Regions from separate parts of the Homo sapiens genome. Here region 1 is linked to region 2. A link is a contact called in ENCODE Hi-C or POLR2A ChIA-PET data. All regions are on one chromosome and are shown on one strand. Each heading gives the region's core, a stretch centred on a gene start or an enhancer-like site at or near the end of the contact. The rest is flanking DNA. Distances are from core to core; before and after follow the strand shown.

What was found. A loop is a pair of places that touch in the nucleus more often than their neighbours do. ChIA-PET counts read pairs that join two places held with the same protein, here RNA polymerase II (POLR2A). Pooled maps may share reads with other maps.
Region 1: a pooled map shows a loop between it and region 2 (6-fold over the local background). The contact joins two enhancer-like sites. A Hi-C loop is called at or near these places in 5 of 168 maps with a recorded cell type or tissue (CD4-positive, alpha-beta T cell, CD4-positive, alpha-beta memory T cell, CD8-positive, alpha-beta T cell and 2 more), 10 of 37 single-sample maps with no recorded cell type and 12 of 50 pooled maps. POLR2A ChIA-PET finds 5 or more read pairs at or near these places in 3 of 52 experiments (CD4-positive, alpha-beta memory T cell, activated CD4-positive, alpha-beta memory T cell and activated T-cell).

The regions. Positions count from the first base shown.
Region 1 is chr12:22,435,644-22,438,677 of GRCh38, forward strand. No RefSeq gene overlaps it. Among named protein-coding and RNA genes, the nearest start is that of ST8SIA1, 100 kb to the left of the region's middle. RefSeq lists enhancers at 1,020-1,627, 1,628-2,235. Within about 2 kb of position 1,513, at least 4 of the 41 ENCODE cell types and tissues checked have a DNase peak (open chromatin) inside an H3K27ac peak, as active enhancers do.
Region 2 is chr12:22,395,008-22,398,032 of GRCh38, forward strand. No RefSeq gene overlaps it. Among named protein-coding and RNA genes, the nearest start is that of ST8SIA1, 62 kb to the left of the region's middle. Within about 2 kb of position 1,349, at least 2 of the 41 ENCODE cell types and tissues checked have a DNase peak (open chromatin) inside an H3K27ac peak, as active enhancers do.

The DNA.
Region 1 (3,034 bases), core at 263-2,762, 41 kb after region 2:
AATGATCAAAAGACTTGAACAGACATATCACCAAGGAAGAAATGTAGATAGCAAACGAGCATGTGAAAAATTACTCATAATATTATTAGTCATTAGGAAAATGTAAATTTAAATCACAGTGAGATACACCTACTAGAGTAGCTAAAACCAAACTGAGAATACCAAGCACTGGTGAGGATGCAACGCAAAAAGAACCCTCATACATTGTGAGTGGGAATGCAAAATGGTACAGCTACTTTGGAAAGCAGTTTGGCAATTTCATATCATTAAACATATACTTATCATTTGACACATATGATAAGCAATCCTTCCCTTAGGTATTGATCCAAAAGAAATGGAAACTTATGCTCACAAGAAGACCTGTACATGAAAGTTTGTAGGGTTTTATTAATAATCTCCAAATACTAGAAACAACCCAGTGGACACCAGTTGGTGAATGGATAAACATATTGTGTTGCATCCATATGATAGAACACTACTCAGAAATAAAGGGGGGAATGAAGTGTTAATACATGGAACAATACAGACGAATCTCAAATATATCATGCTAAGTGAGAGAAGCTGGACTCAAAAGGAAACATTCTGAATTATTCCATTTATATAACATTCTTGCAAAGGTAAACTTGGGAACAAAAAACAGATCAGCAGTTTCAGGGTTTGGGTGCTGGTAGAGGGGATTCATTACATAGGGGCAGGAAGAAACTTTTTCGGGTGATGGAAATGTTCTAGATCTTGTTTACAATGATGGTTACACAACTACAAGTGCTTTTCAAAATTTATGGAATTCCACACACAAAACAGGTAAAATTTTTCGCATATAACTAGACCTCAATATACTCCAATAAATTTTGACTTTGTGGCAAGGAAGAATTTGTTAAAACAGAAGCCAACAGTCATACAAAGTTAAATACTTAAAAGATTAATAAATTTTAGCCTGTAGGGATCATGGCAGATGGGAGGCTGGACTAGATTGCAGCTCCGGAGAGAGCAACATACAGATGCTTGCACTGTGAATTTTAGCTCCAGATTGGCTGTAAGAACAAACCAGCAATCCTGAGAGGAGCCACAGACCCTCTGAAGGAAGCGAACGGCTCCTGCGGGACCTGGGAGACACCCTAAATACTGTGAGTGCCCCAACTGTGGAAGTTGGAAAGGGAGACCCTCCTCTTCTGAACACACACCCCCACTGGAGAAGCTGAAGGTCTGTTTGTGGGAGAAGTTTCCAACTTTACCTGGAGCTGAGTCAAGTTAGAGAGCCGAGCCAAACAAAATACAGGGGTAGAGAAAGCAGCAGAAAGGCCCTGGGGGCTCAGTGGGTCCCCAAGCTGCCCATTCCTGCCTGGCACCGCAGGGATCCATCAGGAGGGTGGCCAGAAGAGCAGAGGGTAAAACTCCACAGGGAGAAGGAATTCCCTGGCTGAACTTTGTAACAATTTGAACGAGGTGAGAAACCTCCTAGTCAGAACTTGGGGGAGGGTACAAATCTGGCTTGCAGACTTCACAGGCAGGGGAAGAACTAAAGCTCTTTTCTTTCGCGGCTAGGAGACAGAAAGCCTCGGGCAAGTTTTCAAGCCTGTCTCGCCCTGCACCTGGAAACAGACTCGGACTGTTGTGGTAGGCACGGTGGGAGTGAGACTGGCCCTTTGGTTTGTGTGAGAGCTGGGTGAGGTCTGTGACTGCCGGCTTTCTCCCACTTCCCTGACAACCTGCATGACTCAACAGAAGCAGCCATAATCCTCCTAGGTACACAACTCCAGTGATCTGGGAATCTCACCCCATGCCCCACAGCAGCCACAGCAAGACCCGTCCAAGGAGAGTCTGAGCCCAGACACACCTAGCCCCACCCCCACCTGCTGGTCCTTCCCTACCCACCCTGGTAGTGGAAGACAAAGGGCATATAATTTTGGGAGTTCTTGGGCCCCACCCATCACTGGCCCCTCTCCACACTACTACAGTTGATGCTTTCTGGAAAGTGCCACCTCCTGGCAGGAGGCCAACCAGCACAAAAATAGAGCATTAAACCACCAAAGCTAAGGGCCCCCACAAAGTACATTGCACCCTCTGCCACCTCCACTGGAACAGGCACTGGTATCCATGGCTGAGAAACTCATAGATGGTTCGCATCACAGGACTCTGTGCAGACAACCCCTAGTACCAGCCCAGAGCTGGGTAGACTCTCTGAATGCCTAGACCCAGAAGAGAGACAACGATCACTGCAGTTCAGCTCACAGGGAGCCACAACCACAGGAAAAGTGGGAGAGTACTACACCAACAGAACACTCCATGGGACAAAAAAATCCAAACAACATCTTTCAGCCCTAGACTCTGACAGAACCTACTCAAATGAGAAGGAGCCAGAAAACCAACCCTGGTAATATGACAAAACAAGGCTCATCAATACCCCCTCAAAAATCACACTAGTTCACCAGCAATAGATCCAAACCAAGACGAAATCTCTTATTTATCTTGAAAAGAATTCAGGAGGTTAGTTATTGAGCTAATCAGGGAGGGGCCAGAGAAAGGCAAAGGCCAATGCAACGAAATCCAAAAAATGATACAAGAAGAGAAGGGAGAAATATCCAAGGAAATAGATAACTTAAACAAAAAATCAAAAATTCAGGAAACTTTGGATACACTTCAGGAATGCAAAATGCTCTGGAAAGTCTCAGCAATAGAACTGAACAAGTGGAAGAAAAAAATTCAGAGCTCGAAGACAAGGTCTTCAAATTAACCCACTTCTACAAAGACAAAGAAAAAAGAATTAGAAAATATGAACAAAGCCTCCAAGAAATCTGGGATTGTGTTAAATGACAAAACCTAAGAATAATCGGTGTTCCTGAGGAAGAAGACAATTCTAGAAGCTTGGAAAACAATATTTGGGGGAATAATCAAGGAAAACTTCCCCAGCCTTGCTAGAGACCTAGACATGCAAATACAAGAAGCACAAAGAACACCTGGGAAATTCACCGCAAAAAGATCTTCACCCAGGCACATTGTCCTCAGGTTATACAAAGTTAAGATGAAGGAAAGAATC
Region 2 (3,025 bases), core at 99-2,598:
GCCATATAACTAAACCATATTTTGATTGTTTTTATTGTGGTGCTGACTTTTTAAAAAATTGTGTTTACATATAATATAAAGTTTAATATCTTAACCATTTTACAGTCCAGTAGTGTAAACTGTATTCACAATATTGCACAACCAATCTCCAGAACTTTGTTTTTGTTGAGTTGCAGAATTTTATATATTCTAGATACTAACTCCCTATCACATATATGATTTGCAAATGTTCTTTCCCATTCTGTAGGTTGCTTTTTTACTCTGCTGCTTGTGTCCTTGCATTTCCAATAGTTTTTAACACCTTATCCTCAAGGCTCAGCCTGAAATGAAGAGGAAAGAAGTCACAGATCTTACCATGTCTTTTTTCTTTCCTTTTTATTCCCCCATGATCTGTCCTTCTTCCCTAATAAACAGTAGCCTTCCTACGTTACAGCCTGTATTCTTCTTCTTCCTGTGATCTCTAGAGTAACTGAAGTTCAGACCTTCAATCTTTTAGGAGCTTGAAAATGTACAAATCTTTTCTCTCTCAACAAACCTTGCCTCTCAAAAGCCCACTTTGACAAGAGTCCTAAATGCATTTGTGCAATACATAGCTTGTTCTGAGATTACTTTGAACACTGCAACTCTTCAGTTCATTAGGTTGAAAATCTCAAGACATCATGATTTAAAGAAGGGGAAGATATATCACTTTACTATTTTAAATGCATATTTTTTACACATTCCAACTTGAAGAAAAACTGCTAAATATATTGTTTCCTTCTCACATACATTCTTTGAATACTACTTGTGTCAAATATTACCTTGTGTTTTGAGAGACTATAATGACTCTCCTTCTAAGCAAGTGCTGACACCTTGGATGACATTCAAATCCAATATTACACAATTGACTTCCAGTAATTGCTTCTCTGGCACTTTTTTCACAGATAAGTGTTGAGTAGTATCCATTGTCTTATAGCCACCCTGAGATCTTCAATGAAGCTATTTTATGGTTTAAAAAAAAATCTTTTGTCTTATTAGAATTTTAACTTGCTTTTTCTAATATTACAATTGCAATGACATGTTTTCTTGTTTAGCAGTACAATTTTACCATGGGATTTCTGGAAGAAGCCTACTCTTTGTACTAGAAGTCTGGCTCTTAAGATCAGAAATACTAACAGTGTCAAGTAGAAAATTATGACATACAATCATAGAGGTTTGCTATTCTAAATATTCTACATGAAGAATTTCTTTATGCAATGACTTGGTAGTGTAGTTTCAATGTGTACATGACTCAATAAAGTATGTCCCTAGAATTTAGGTCCAGTCTCAGGTGGGCATGGAGAAGGAGCAGTTAGTGAGTCAGTGACCACCAGGGCCAGCCATAAGAGTAGGGAGAGAGGAAGGAAATGAGGACTTCTTTAAATTCGGAGTTTAATATCAGCTTAAAGATCTGAAATAACATCCTGCCTATACCTCTATCAGACAGAGGTTTTAAACCATGAGAAATATTTTGTGGTTAGTATAAAAACACTTTCTGGAAATTACCTAATATCATTATTCTGATACTTAGAGTGGCAGTTTTTAAAAGAGGATAAGCTGCCTGTAAGTACTAAGTTTCTTGTCACAGGAAGTATTCACATAGAGTGAGCAAAACAAAAGTTTTGCTTTTAAGAATGGAAATATATTCAATAGTCAGGAAGTTATCTTGTTTCACTTATATTTTTTCACCTCCTCATTTTTATAACTTCAAAAATGCATATATCAAAGTACATCAGTTTCCACAAGGAGTATCAGCAAGACATTACTTTGTATTTAGCCAGTAAAAGGCAGCCAGAAGATTTTTTTCCCACATCTGCTGAACAGTTACAATAATTTCTATTTTAGCAGTTTCCAATGACATAAAGGAGAACAGAAACCAATGTGCATCTTCCTTTGAAAAGAATTACAGATGTCCTAAATGCCATTGACTCAAGGGAATTTCAGGTGCTCTTGGAACCCTCCAACCTCATCCATGTGCCTCCCTCAACTCTCAGGCAGCCACCTCCCTTGCATATCCCTGGAGTGGCATCATTAATATCTTGCTCTTACTGTTTTTTGGGACATATGACAGTGTCAAAAAAATTAAAATAAAAACAGATCAAGTTAGGAAAAAGGTGTTGTGTTTTGTTTCATTTTGTTTTGTTTCATTTTGCTCTGTTTTGTGATGGAGCGTAGTGGTGCAATCTCGGCTCACTGCAACCTCCACCTCCCAGGTCCAAGAGAATCTCCTGCCTCAGCCTCCCAAGTAGTTGGGACTAAGGACACACGCCACCATGCCTGGCTAATTTTTGTATTTTTAGTAGAGATGGGGTTTCACCATGTTGGCCAGGCTGGTCTCAAACTCCTGTCCTCAAGTGACCTGCCCACCTCGGCCTCCCAAAGTGCTGGGGCAAGCCACTAGGTGTGAGTCACCGCGCCCAGACAAGTTAGGAAAAAGTTGAAAGCATATTGTCATACAATAAGAGAAAGTATAGAATGCAATCGGGACACATCAAACTAAAGTGGTATGAAGCCCCCTCCCACACACAATTGCAGTGCAGCTTATGAAGCACAGATGAGAGATTATTTTGATCTTTTTCATGATTGGCTGTTATATACTAACATTCTGTTTTTCAGGCAAGCAGAGCTATTTAAGCTGATTTGTCTATAGCTGGTTGGCTTAATTTTATTGAATCATGCTGACAAAGACAAAAGCATACATTTTGTGTTTTGCTTATGATTAGAGCTGGCATTTCAGTGAAAACTTAGGTCATTTCAGAATGGCTCAAGTTTTGGCTATGTGGTTATGGTTGGCCTTGAAGTACATCAAAACCATGGTCTCCATTTTTACTTTTCTTTAACAATTCTTCCCTTTGGTCATTCTCTCAGTTGAACTGAGTGTGACCAATTATTCGCCATTACCTCAGTATTTACATGTTTTCTTTCTGTAGACATCTGTTGGTTACAAACTAGAATCTTGATAGGCTCTTTTGATGATTCTTGTTCTTGTAGTGTTTTCATTCAGTCT